Linked DNA regions of Homo sapiens: all the other regions are linked to region 1. A link is a contact called in ENCODE Hi-C data. All regions are on one chromosome and are shown on one strand. The core of a region is the stretch at or near the end of the contact, and the rest is flanking DNA. Distances in the headings are between cores, read along the strand shown.

The links. A loop is a pair of places that touch in the nucleus more often than their neighbours do. Pooled maps may share reads with other maps.
Region 2: a map of naive thymus-derived CD4-positive, alpha-beta T cell shows a loop between it and region 1 (23-fold over the local background). The contact joins the promoter of STK38L here to the promoter of AEBP2 in region 1. A Hi-C loop is called at or near these places in 2 of 168 maps with a recorded cell type or tissue (CD4-positive, alpha-beta memory T cell and naive thymus-derived CD4-positive, alpha-beta T cell) and 5 of 50 pooled maps.
Region 3: a loop to region 1 is called in a pooled map, with 2.6 times the contacts of the local background. The contact joins the promoter of DNAI7 here to the promoter of AEBP2 in region 1. A Hi-C loop is called at or near these places in 3 of 50 pooled maps.

Annotation. Positions count from the first base shown.
Region 1 is chr12:19,437,076-19,441,737 of GRCh38, forward strand. It overlaps AEBP2 (AE binding protein 2), which reads left to right and starts at 2,417. Exons shown (of 8, transcript NM_153207.5): 1 at 2,417-3,295. The coding sequence starts at 2,625. RefSeq lists silencers at 2,285-2,534, 2,595-2,744, 2,755-2,854 and enhancers at 3,505-3,554, 3,585-3,674.
Region 2 is chr12:27,241,471-27,246,132 of GRCh38, forward strand. STK38L (serine/threonine kinase 38 like) reads left to right here and starts at 2,816. Exons shown (of 14, transcript NM_015000.4): 1 at 2,816-2,862. RefSeq lists enhancers at 1,527-1,586, 4,175-4,224 and a silencer at 2,645-2,884.
Region 3 is chr12:25,193,169-25,197,830 of GRCh38, forward strand. DNAI7 (dynein axonemal intermediate chain 7) reads right to left here and starts at 1,992. Exons shown (of 16, transcript NM_018272.5): 1 at 1,908-1,992. The coding sequence starts at 1,910. ETFRF1 (electron transfer flavoprotein regulatory factor 1) reads left to right here and starts at 2,069. Exons shown (of 3, transcript NM_001001660.3): 1 at 2,069-2,169. RefSeq lists an enhancer at 2,310-2,429.

The DNA.
Region 1 (4,662 bases), core at 1,167-3,666:
TCTCATTTGAAGACTCTCATTCCAGAGAAGTCTGCTCTATACCTGGGTGTGGAAGGAATGCTACACAGAGAGGTCAAGACGAATCTGGACAGGCCTTGCTGGGTTTCCACACTCAGTCTATTACTATTAGTTCATTCTCTTTTTGTACAATCACATTTCTACATGGATGTCCACTCTGTTGAATCTAGGCATACAAATGGACAGCTTTCTCTGGGTCTTTACTTCTGAAGGCTCCTGTGTCACATAAGACTTCCATTAAATTAATTTGTTACACTTTTCTCTTGTTAACCTGTCTTTTGTTGTAGAAGTGTTGGCCATGACCCTTATGATGGGTGAGGAAAGGTATGGAGTGCAGTGGCATGATCATGGCTCACTGCAGCCTCAACCTCCAGGGCTCAAGTGAACCTCCCACTTCAGCCTCCTGAGTAGCTGGGACTACAGGTGTGCCGTAGAGACAGGGTCTCGCTATTTTACCCAGGCTGGTCTCAAACTCCTGGGCTCAAGTGAGCCTCCTACTTTGGCCTCCCAAAGTGCTGGGATTACAGGTATAAGCCACCCTGCCGGCCTTCTGATAGTTTTTAATTTACAGTTTACAGTGTATTTCACTTTAATACATTCCTTATCTAAGATTGCCTTTGAGGTTTAAAATGTTGGAAGTTAATACCTTACATTGTATGTGCCTCTGAAGGTATCTGTAAATGATGTCCCATGTTATTATTTTTGCATTCCCTTAGAGGCAACATTTTATATAACAGTTGTCCAAAGGCCTAAGGCAGAGGATGTAATACTGGGTACTCACGGTATATGACGACTTTCCCAAATGGGAAATGAGCATGGAGGCTCTGTTTTCAGGCAGTCAGTTCTATCCTCATTTTCCTTGAGTAGAAGCATCCCTAAAATTGGCCTGAAAATGTGTCCTTGGGTCAGGGTGTAATGTGGGCTCTTTTCCAGTCTCCTTTCTTCCAATGACCTCTTCCCTACTTTACAAAAGAAAGGCATAATTCTTCCTCATGCTAAATCTTAGTAAGGTGCAATACCCGGTTATGCAAAAACCTCCAGGACACCAAAGAAAGGCACAATTGACTGGTGAATAAGAATGGGGTAACACATCCTTTCACAAGTCAGGTGGTTTTCAGTTGCTTGCTTTCAACAAGTTGAAAGAGAACCTAATCAGAGTTGTCAGCTGACAGATCATTAAAAGTATTTTTTCTTTGTTAGATCTTTATGCGATTTTTGGGCATATAATGCGAAAGGCATTCAAAGAATTGTGTGGCATTACTATAACAAAACTCCATTCATTCTCATCTGCTTTTTTTATGCGAACAAGTTTTCTCAACACTTATATCCATGGAATTGAAAACTTGGAATAGAACTGATGCTGAACTATTTCTCAAAAAAATCCATCCACTGAAGGTCATAATGTATATTAGAAAAAAGTCCACCCAAGTTCATTTCTGCAAGATGCATTGCCAATAAAATTTTGCTTTTGTGTTTAGTACTTACAAACATTTGAAATAGATTTGTTTTGATCGGTTGAAATAAGAGCTTTATGATCACAGAAAATATAAAAAACAACCCAGATACTTCAATTTATGTTCACATTTTTATTACAAGTAAGACGATCAAAATAGTTCAAATATAAAATATATTACTAGGATAAAATTCTAGAGGAGATATGCAACGTCAATATGAGTTCCAGAAAACAATATTTGGAAATTGTATTTTCCAAACTGTATTTTAAAAAAATGGATATTAGTGGGTGTTAAATCCCTATGGTATTTAGAATCCATTGGCTATACAGTATTTAAACAATGCGACAGATGAAATATTTATAAGCCGGAAAAATGTAGCTGTCATTCTAAACTGTATAAGAACATACACAGCTTTACGAAATTGTTTTAGAAGGCTCATGAAGTAAAAAGTTTGAGGACCCTGAACCAAGATGTTTGCTCTGGGTTCAGGATGTCAACATCTCCAGGGGTATTCAAACATAGGGTGTATTAAAACCTGTCGCCCTGTGTTGCGCATAAAAATTTAGTACCTTACACCGTAGTGTTTTAATTTTTGCCCATTTTAAACCGCTCTCTTCGTAGACTGTAGGCTCGTTCTATTCCTGGCTCAGCTCCTGTACAGAGGGGACACTCCTCAAACACCCCCGGAATGAATGAGTTTATCGTGAGAACTCGGAAGGCTGCTAAAATCCCCGGCCAGCGTTGGAGTTTTCAGTCCGCGTGTCCCTGGGCTTCGAAGCCCGGCAGGGCGTGGGAAGGCCCCGAGGAAACGCTGAGCACTTGCAGGCGCCGGGGCGGGGGCGGGGGCGGGCACTGGGCAGCGGGGCGGGCGCCGGGCGGGGGCGGGGGCGCAGAACCCGCAGCCGGGGGAGGTGCTGCCTCGTGCCGCCGCGCAGGCGCGCAGCAGTCTCCGTGTGAGTGCGCGTAGTCGCGCGCCTGTCCCCGCGCGGGCTCCGTAGCGCGTGTGCAGGCTGACGCAGCTCGCGGGCCCTCCTCCTGCTCTGCAGCGGCGTCGGCGGAGTTTTGGGCGTTTGGGAGGGGGGCGAGGGAGAGAGAGTCGAGAGAGGGAGGCGGCGGTGGGGAGGAGGAGGAGGAGGAGGAGCAGGCGCCGCCATGGCCGCCGCTATCACCGACATGGCCGACCTGGAGGAGCTCTCCCGCCTGAGCCCTCTGCCCCCCGGCAGCCCGGGTTCGGCGGCGCGGGGCCGGGCTGAGCCCCCCGAGGAGGAGGAGGAAGAGGAGGAGGAGGAAGAGGAGGCGGAGGCCGAGGCGGTGGCGGCGCTGCTGCTGAACGGCGGCAGCGGTGGGGGCGGCGGAGGCGGCGGCGGAGGAGTGGGGGGCGGCGAGGCAGAGACGATGTCGGAGCCGAGCCCCGAGAGCGCCAGCCAGGCCGGGGAGGACGAAGACGAGGAGGAGGACGACGAGGAGGAGGAAGATGAGAGCAGCAGCAGCGGCGGGGGTGAGGAGGAGAGTAGCGCCGAGAGCCTGGTGGGCAGCAGCGGCGGGAGCAGCAGCGACGAGACCCGCTCGTTGAGCCCCGGCGCCGCCAGCAGCAGCAGCGGGGATGGGGACGGCAAGGAGGGCCTGGAGGAGCCCAAGGGACCGCGGGGCAGCCAGGGCGGCGGCGGGGGCGGCAGCAGTAGCAGCAGCGTAGTCTCCAGCGGCGGCGACGAGGGCTACGGGACTGGGGGAGGCGGAAGCAGCGCGACCTCCGGGGGCCGGCGGGGCAGCTTGGAGATGTCGTCGGATGGGGAACCCCTGAGCCGCATGGACTCGGAGGACAGGTCAGTGCTCTGAAGCGTTTCCCCTTCCCTTCCTCCTCTTGAACTCCCGGGCCCCTCAGAGGGGGACCAAGGCGACGTTTTGCCGCGATCCCCCTGCTCCCCGAATCCTCGGCCCCTCCCCCAGACTCTCAACTCGGAAATCTCTCGCCGTCGCCGCCGCGCCCCTCTCGCAGCGCATCGCGGCTTCCAACTCTCAAACCGTTCCCCCCCAACTCTCCTTTCCCCGCCCTCTTTCCCCTCGGCGCTTCGCTCCTCACGGACCTCAGGACGGCTCTAACTCGGAAACAGTCCCCAAACGGGCCCAGATCCTCTGGCGGAGCAGAAGAGGGCCTTGATGTACACACGTCGGTACTCAAGGTTAGCTTCTTCCAACCGTGTTCGGGAACACTTGTCAGAACTACAATTGACAAGTGTTTCCAATATGGCTGGTCTCGCCTGGATTTAACAGAACTTCCTTGTCCATGGGAGAGACCCCAGCTATCACTTTTCTCTACTTAAACAAAAAAAGGACTGTTCTTTTATATTAAATCATTGCCTCCCAAATCCCTCATTTGTAGTCAGTCATGTGGTCTCCAACGTGATTTTAACAATCTTTTCTATTTGTTTTGGGAGCATATCTGGGAAAAAGTTTTAAACACGTATAAATGGTTGTGGAAAAGAATAGTGAATTGATGGCCTTTTAAGATAACTTTGCGGAATCAGAGAGTTGGAATCGTAACAAAATACAGTCTTGAAGGTACAACGTAGTTTGCGGCTTTATAGTAATGTTTCAACATGAGAGTCATGATTTTAAATGATAATATTTAAAGTCATGCATTGGAGAGGTCTCGGAAGGAATGAGTATTATTTTTCTTACTAAAGCTTGTTAGAAGTAACTGGAGAGTGACAAAAATGCGCATTTTTTCAGAACATTTAAAAAGTGTGATAGTGTATGTTTCAATTGTCTTATCATTACTTTTGATCTGTTTGGGTTAGTTGGTTTTTAATGTACTTTTAAAAAAACGAGAATCACATGCATATTATGCCACTTCTAAAGTGTATTAGCGTTTATTTTGACCATCTATGTTTTGACAATCACATTTTTTTTAAACATGCTCTCCAGAAAAGTATAGCAATGGAAATTTTAGTGGTCGATAGTGATTTTCATTTAAGAGTTTAATATTCTAAAGTTCTAGGAATTCTGATTAATTGATTAAAAACGAACACCTTAGTATTTAATGCTACAAGTAATACAGAGTCCTGGATATTTTGAAAATCTGGCATTAGATTCTGTTTGACATTAACGTCTAGTTAAGAAAATATCTTCGGGTAAAGTAGACTGTATAAACCTTAGAAAAATTGTGTTGAACTGTGTAGGCATGGGTAGG
Region 2 (4,662 bases), core at 1,566-4,065, 7.8 Mb after region 1:
ATATATATTACATATATGACTCTGTATAGTTATATATATTACATATATGACTCTGTATAGTTATATATATTACATATATGACTCTGTATAGTTATATATTACATATATGACTCTGTATAGTTATATATATTACATATATGACTCTGTATAGTTATATATATTACATATATGACTCTGTATAGTTATATATATTACATATATGACTCTGTATAGTTATATATATTACATATATGACTATGTATAGTTATATATATTACATATATGACTATGTATAGTCATATAGTTATATATATTACATATATGACTATGTATAGTCATATAGTTATATATTACATATATGACTATGTATAGTTATATAGTTATATATATTACATATTATGTAATTTTTTCACTAAACTCAAACTGAAAATTAGCATTTCTTCCATCATGAATGTAGGCAGCAAACCACAGGAATATTAGCAATACCTGTGACTTTTCCTCAATAGGAATCACACATATTTTCTACCCCATTAAAGTTGTTGTAGATATCTCAAAATATTGTTTCTGTGTATCATTACTACAAAATTACTGTAGGTCTTGATCTTATTATTTAATGCATTAATAAAGAGGCAAATATATAACTATTTTAGTTATCTATGGCAGTGTAACATAGTATCCCAAAAGTTAGTGGCTTAAAACCACAAATATTTATTGTCTCACAGTTTCTGTGGGCCAGAAATCTGGGCTTGGCTAGTTGGGCCTGCTGGCTCAGTATCTGGTTTTACAAGGCTGCAGTCTAGGTGTCAGGTGGGGCTGCAGTCATCTCAAGGCTCAACTGGGAAAGAATCTACTTCCAAGCTTACTTACATGATTATTGGCAGTATTCAGTTCATCACAGGTTGTTGGACTGGGGGCCTGAATTCCTTGGTGGCTGTTGACTGGATCTCTCTCAGTTCCTTGCCATGTGGGCTTCTCTGTAAGGCAGGTCACAAGACAGCAGCTGGCTTCCATGAAAGCGAGCAAGTGAGAGAGCAAGGACAAGCAAGATGGAGCCCAGAATATTTTTGTAACCTAATCACGGAAATGATATCCTAATCACTTTTGCTATATTTCCTTTTTAAGAACTAAGTTACTAGAGAAGGGAATTACAGAAGGCAGGAATACTAGAAGGCGTGGATCATTGGCAGCCATCTTAGATGCTACTACTACTTACCACATAATTATATTACAAACTCACTTTTTAGTATTTTGGTAACTGTATGTTAACATTATCAATTTCCTTTGTAACCCTAGGTAGTTTATGCATTTAAGAACACTGTTTTGAAAAGGGGTCCATAGACCACCAAAATTCTGGTTCATAGCTCTAATTTGTTTCAGTTGAGGTACTTTCAACAACTTCCCAGGGAAATTTGTTTACAATGGTCTCAATTTAGGAGAATTTAGGAACTAGAGGTCAAAGTCTTAGGCTATCCCATATTAACCTAGACTGCTACTCTATACTAGTTCATATTACTCTAGTATGGCACATTTGAAGACATAAATTTGCTGTGGAACAAACCATACACTGTTCTCAATCTTATCGTAGCATTTGAATGGTATGTGTATGCGTGCAGTACAGGGAGAAGGGTGTATAGGCCTGTCAAGCTTGTCTGATCACAATTAAACCTCCTATGCTTGTATATGACAACTGTCATTTGAGTTTCAAAATGACCATATAAGTGGAGCTGATCTCCCCAAAAATACACTAATTACCAAACTAGAGCTTTTCCCACTACTAAGCTATGTATGAAAAAGCACAGTGTAAGAAAGAGAAATGAGGTAATGCTTCTTTCCTAGGTGTTTTGCTCGTGTCACCTGCTCTTGGGAAACCTAAAGATGACAGGTGGCATTTCTAAGTGATAGTTTTTGCAAGCACAGTACCAGCTTCATACGTTGTCTCAGTAAGCTAAAAGCTAAGAATATTTTATAAGACCTCCAATACTCATATTGAGGATAAACTTGCCAACAATAATTGGGAGTCATTCTCTCATTTGGCTTTCCCAAAGGCCAGTTTTGTCCCCAGACGCAAATTGCATCAACCTTCCCAAAGTTGTCCCTTTTGGGTCATCCTATAGGGGAGTGCTCTTCTGCACAATTCTCAGATCCTACTGATAAAGCAGGCCAGTACTGTAGTTATTTTAGATTTTCCAAGAAAACTCAAACAGGTTTTTAATGTATTTTTTGTGGCATTTACAAATCCTGGTTCCTCTCCAGTCTCTGGAGTCCCCTCATGGTGAAATGGAAGCGTCAAGGAACCTGGGTGGCTTCGAGTCCCCACAGCTACCGACTGAGCAACTTAGCTGATCCATCTTTGTTGACAACTGTTTCCCAATCTGAAAAATGCGTGAATTCTCTCTTTCCATTTCTAACATTCTTTGCATTGCACTGTTTGAAAAATTCGGATGACATTTAGAATGTGACTAATGTCGCAACACATTAGGCCACTCTCAAGAGAGGCCTGAACAGGTTTGGCGTAAAAACGGCAGTGAGGTGAGGCTGGTGAGAGGGGAAGTGGCGACAGTTCAGTCAACTCCCTCAAAACCAGTCTGGCCTTCACCAGGCGGAGATGGGTGGGGCCGGGAAGACGGGCGTTGACGACAGAAGGCTACTTCCGGCTGTGGTGCGTATGACGTCAGGGCGAGTCGGACCGACCCAGCCACCGAGAAGCCGAGGAGGCAAGGCTCGCGAGAGTTCAGGGAGGCCGCCCTGAGATTCCGGCGAGGCCGCGGGTCCCACCTCCCGGGGGCGGGGCGAGGGCGGAGCGGGGAGAAGGGAGCTGACGGGCGCCCGGCCGGCTGCGGTCCGTGCGGAGGCTGAGCCGGCCGCGGGCGCGACCGGAGGCAGGTGAGTTCGCGGATGTAGCGCTCGGCTGAGGGCCCGAGCTCGCCGCGCCAGCCCCAACTCTGCGAGCAGGAGCAGGAGGAGATTTTAGGTGTCTTTGGGTGTCCAGGGAAAGCCGGGCTAATTCTGGGGCTGGAAATGTCTCCGGGGAACCTGCGGCGACGGCCTTGGCCCTCTTATTCCCCGGGGTGATACTGGCCCCATGTGTCCAGAGAGGGAGCCTCGCACCCGGGGAGGAATCTTTGTCCTCTGCTCCTTTCTCCTTCCACTCCCCGGCCCCCGAGCACTCCGCTCCGGGTCCCCGCCTGGGCTTCACAAACAATAACAAATGTCGCGGATCCTCTCCGGGTAGCCCCAGCGCTCCCGTCCCGTGCCCTCCAGCCGATGTCACCCAGAGCCAGGATCCGAAGCATGGCTCTTCAATTGTGGGGGCTGTTTGTGTACCGTTCCTAAAAACTGATGCGTCAGATTGCCAAACATTTCTCAAGACAGACTCAGGAAAGCCTCCCAGCTCCTAGAAGCCACGGAGTGCTCAAAACCAGTCTTAGAATCTGTCTTTACCATTGCACCCGTAGCCCCTTCCTTTCAAAATCATTTCTCCCACTCCTTTTTTCACCTTTAGTATCGAGGTCGAACGAGTGGTTATTTGGTGTGGGAGTAGAAAAGAGTATAACCGATTGAGTAGGGCACGTTTCACCTTTAAAAAGTTGCCAGGTTGACAGCAAAAGAACAAACTTTATTTTCAAAACCAGTGGCCTCCCCTTTTACTGGTGCTGCTTTTGTTTTGTGGAATAGCTTTTCGGGTTCTAAGTTTGGAGGAATGATATAAAAAGAAGTGGGAGGTGGGGGGAGGGCTAGTGGCTCTGGAAGTAGTGGCTTGTCCAAAAGTAGGATGCTATTGTTTCTCACTTGATAAAATGCAGAACCAACACTTTTACCCATTTCACATAACTTGTGATAAGTTTTGAGAGAAGCCACTTAATCGGAAATGGCCTATTAGCTTATTTTACTGCTCAAATCTGAAAAAACAGCTTTAAGTGATTTAAGTTCTGCCTCTTGATTGTAAGATGGGGATTGATGAGTGAGACCTTGTCTTTTTTGGCGCTGGGGCTTACGTTTGACCGGTCTCTCTACTTTAAGGCAGGGCCTATTGTACTTAAGCCCATTTTTGCTTCCTCAGTACAGATTCTTGAAAGTTCTTTGTCTCAATCATATATGTATATAAGGTACTGTAAACCTCTTTGAATTTGATTGGCCTTTCTCTCTGTGCCTCAGGATATGTAAAACAATTAAGTTTATTATACTCTCTCCCCAGTGGCTGAGAGGTATTGTATGTGAATTAGCCACCCTTGTGACTATTTGAGGAGAGAGAAGTTAGTCTAAAATATTATGTTAAATTATGATATTACATAATTTTATTGCATAAGTTCATCAAACTACTTCCATCTGAAAAATCCTGATCTCAAAATAGGTAGGTACAATGAATTAAAAAATGTTTTGGTTTGACCTCACTTAGCTTTGTTTTCTCCTTGTTAAGATGGCTGATAATGTTTCCCATTTGGTTGTGATGTGTTTAGAATGAGAAGCAAAGTTGGGTGTAGTTTTTGTACTCTTTTGAAAGGCCTTGCCACTAGGAATGAAAAAATTAGACTTAGAAAACACACATTAAATAGAAGCAGTTTTTCTCTAGCCATTTGCTCTTGAGTTTGTTTTAAAATAAGTCAAAGAATGGAGACTGAGATGATTTGTGCCAACAAATAGATGTCCTTGTTAGTTTTTATGCTGAAAACTTGATTTCTAAAG
Region 3 (4,662 bases), core at 742-3,241, 5.8 Mb after region 1:
AATTCATACGTTGAAATTCTGATCCCCAGTACTTCAGAATTTGATCTAATTGGAGACAGGGTCACTGCTGATTTTATTAGTTAAATTAAGATGAAGCCATACTGAATAGGGTGGGCCCCTAATCCAATATGATTTGTGTCCTTATATAATAATAATTTTAATATACTCAGATGGAGAATGCCATGTGAAGAATGAAGTTTTGTTGCCACAAACCAAGAAACTACTAGAAGCCAGGAAAGGTCTGAACAGATCTCTCCCTAAGGCCCTCAGAGGTATCACAGACCTGCTGACACTTTGATCTTGGACTTCTAGTCTCCAGAACTACGAGACAATAAATTTCTTTTCTTTAACCACTCAGTTTGTGGCAATTCCTTACTTGGCAGACTTAGGAAACTAATACAGTAGATTTGGAGTTGAGTGGGTTCCTGGAATCTGCATTTTTAACAAGTACTCCGGGTGCATTAGAAATAAATGTTCCATGGGCCACACTTTGAGAAACATTGGGAGAAGGATCTAAGAAGAAGAAGAAACTCAGGTAACAAATTGGAAGGTAACAAGTAAGTGCTTACTGTTCCCCCAATTTATTAGCAATTATAAATTGACTTAAGGTCCATTTGCATTCCGCCAGGAATGCTCTCCACTCCCTATTTCTTTTTTTCTCTTTTTTTTTTGAGACGGAGTCTCGCTCTGTCACCCAGGCTGGAGTGCAGTGGCACAATCTCGGCTCACTGCAACCTCCGCCTCCCAGGTTCAAGCGATTCTCTTGCTTCAGCCCCCTGAGTAGCTGGAATTACAGGTGCGCGCCAACACGCCCGGCTAATTTTTGTATTTTTAGTAGAGACTGGGTTTCACCATGTTGACCAGGCTGGTCTCGAACTCCTGACATCGTGATCTGCCCGCCTCGGCCTCCCAAAGTGCTGGGATTACAGGGGTGAGCCACCGCGCCAGGCCTCCACTCCCTATTTCTTCCCACCATATGTGGAAAACTCGTATTTATACTTTAAAACAGGTTGAAAAGCACCACTCTCCTTCCCTTGTTTCCCCTCACTGAAATTTCATCATTTCCAACTGTGTGTTACCCCATTTTAGATGCTTCAATTGTTACAGTTGTAAAGCTGTATTGTAATTAATTTGTTTAATCTGTATCCTATAAGCAGAGTTGTCGTCATGTTCTTCTTGGTATTCTTGGCTTCTAGCCCAGTGCCAAGTACAAAGAATGCACTCCACATTTTTCCCTTAATTAATGAATTAAATAAGTAATTACATTCTCCACTTCCTCTGGTTTTAATTATAGAAAATGTCTTGATGGAAACCACATTTAAGAAAATCAGAGATACTCTCATAGCTACATGTTGGCCTGTCTCCTTGCTGAAAACATGGCAGTTGAGGAGTGCAGAAAAACAAAATGAGAAGCCTTATCATATTTAACTAATGCAGGATGAGAACCTTGAATCACAAAACAATTCATATTCCCACAAAAGACGACATAAAATATTTTTTCAAAGCAGAGTAAATTGCATTAGCTTTTAATTAACTGCTGGAGAAGTACTAAAACATTTCCGCCAAGTTGCAATAAGAAAATTTAGTGGGAACGTCTATCACTACTGAAAGTTACTAGGTTGGGACCAATTTTCAAGCTTAGCAACATTCGAGATCAGGATACCGTGTGACAGCTTTGACCATCTCCCGTTTGCAGAAACTGGTTTGGGACTCCTACCTGTCCGCCTGGTCCAGGTAAGGAAAGCCATTGCTGAGAAGAGGGCCGACCCACCCCAAGGTATGAGTTATTTCCCAAACCGACCCGCTTCGCTGTAAAATATGACTGGCTCTTGATTACATTATTTAACACTGGTGAAGCAGAATCAGTGGTCGCCCCTCCACCTGTCTGCCTCATTTGCCTTGCTCACCATTAAGAGTCAAGCTCCACTGCAGTAGTCCGCAGAGTCGGAGCAGAAATTGTGTGGACAAACGCTCCCGGGTTGCCCGGACGACAGGCCCCGCCCACTTGAGCTCCAGGAAAAGAGCGCAGCCGCGCGGAGGCTCTTCCGGCCGGCGCCCCGCCCCCTTTACTGACAGGTTGCCCACCTCCCCCAACGCCACCCCGCTTCGCAGTAGACGGACAGAGGAGTCGTAGCGGTCGAGGCTTTTGCGGCTCCGGCGTGCCGGAAAGTGCGTGAGTGCCGCCGCCGGGGAGTTTTGTTCCATTTCCCGGATCCTGGGGTCTGGAGGCGAAATATGCTCTGGGCGAGGACCACCGGGTGTGGGAAGAGGGTTCTGAGCGTCTCCTGACGTTGACGGTTTATTTCCTAGAGTGTGTTGGGTCTTTCTGTGAGGGTTTCGAGAAGGAAACAGGCATGCGACTGGTTCATGCAGCGGACACCCGGTGGGAGGCCTGGGCCTCTGCGGTTTAATCCAGCAGGGGGATGGGGCTCATTCCGCAATTTAAAGAGAGAAATAAGTTGGCTCCAGAGGGTTGGTTATTTTAAGATTAATGACCTTCGGATTCTTCTTTCTGCTCTATTGTTTACTTTCTGTGCAGCGTACGCGTCCTTTTTCCTAAGAGCGCCCTAAACAAGAATTGAAAATGAAGCAATTCCTGGCTAAAATATTCCTTAACATGAAGATCGCTGAGGCCCCAAAGACTCATTAGTTTCCCGAGGTCACAGACTAATTTTACTAACCACACAACCTTTAGAATTTCAGTCTCCTCCCACATGAAGAAACGCCGGCACCTTACACCGACAGGAAAACTACAATTAAGTGAGGCTGTTCTCCTCAAGCCCGACTGAGTTCTCTGTAATTGTAGGGCATACCTACACCCTGTTTTAGCATTATGAGACCTGAAATACTTTTAAATTACTGGCACCATTTCTCATCTCTGAATTATAAGTTTATAATGCTCTATCCCTTCCAGTGTTATTGACTACATGCATTATTCATAGATAAGTAGTAGGACTAAGCTAGTCTTTGTGGGTTAAAGTGTTATTATCCCTATTGTAACCTGTAACTATTATAGGTTGTGTAATAGTTATTAGCATTTTACATCCATATCCTGGTAGCAAGATAAAAACATTTTAATAGCGACTTCGTACAGAGTTCTTACTCAGTTTACCATAGCTGTTTGATATGAAAGTTAAGGCTTCCTTTTAAATTAGTTTCAGTAAAACTAATGTTTAATGATAAAACACCTCAGTCAACTCAAGTTAGGATTCATCGGGGTAAGGAGATAGTTCAGTAATCCCAAGTTACCTTAAAATAGTGGGCTTTTAGAGGAAAGGCTTTACTGAAGCTCTCACTGTATCTACCCCATGGGGAACAATGATTAACAACTTTGGCCACCACATAACCCCCAGTAAAATGACAATTTTCCATTAGCCTGGAACTGGAACTGGTTAAGTCCTAACTCCTTAGCCTAGAATGACAGGGGGAAAAAACTATCAATGGGGACTGCAACCGCTGTCTCATCCAGCGCACACATCCAAGTTTTCAGAATAATAGGGGGCTTCTCTTAGTCCTTAACTCTTGGCTCTTTACTTAAAACAGTAACCTCCATGACTTCATGCAGAGTTCAGGAGCAGCCTCAGGGCCCTGCTGAACTCAAAATTGTTTATTCACTACATTGTGAACCCAAGGAGACCTATTTCTCTTAGTGGCTAAAGTAAACCTAAATGCTTCAAGGTCAACTGCATAAAGATAAACTGCATTGCCTGGTGTGGTGGCTCACGCCTGTAATCCCAGCATTTTGAGAGGCCAAAGTGGGTGGATCACGAGGTCTGGAGATGGAGACCATCCTGGATAACACAGTGAAACCCCGTCTCTACTAAAATAATACAAAAAATTAGCCGGGCGTGGTGATCAGCACCTGTAATCCCAGCTGCTCTGGAGGCTGAGACGGGAATCGCTTGAACCCGGGAGAGGGAGGTTGCAGTGAGCCAAGATCGCACCACTACACTCCAGCCGGGTCAACAGAGCAAGACTCCGTCTCAAAAAAAAAAAAAGATAAACTGCATTAATTCATATAAGTTAACATATCAAAGAAGAACAAATTTGCCATAGCCACACTAGTTACATTTTTGCTGGGCAAGTGTTTTATGATACATAATTTGTAAAAAGACCAACAACTAAAAAGGACAACTTAAGCCAGGTCCCTGAAAGCTTTCACAAGTTACAAATTGTGAATTAAATGAAGCTGTGCTGTTAGGCATTAAACAGGTTATAGTTTGCAATTCGAAATTACATCTATGTATATTTAATTTTAAATTATGTGAAAAGAACATGGTTCCGAAGAGGTGTTTTTTGTTTGTTTTGTTTTGAGACAGGGTCTCAAAATGAATTTTGCCCAGGTTGGAGTGGTGGAACAATCACGGCTCACTACAGCCTCAACCTCCTGGGCTCAAGCGATCCTCCCACCTCAGCCTCTCAAATAGCTGAGACTACAGGCACACGCCACCATGCCTGGCTAATATTTTTTTACTTTTAGTAGAGACAAGGTCTCACTCACTATGTTGCCCAGGCTGGTCTCAAACTCCTGAGCTCAAGCCATCCTCCAGCCCTGGCCTCCCAAAGTGCTGAGATTACAGGTACAAGCCACCATGCCCAGCCTAAGAATCATTCTTAGTAAGATTATTTCACGCTGCTAATGGCTCTCTGCCAAAAGAAAAA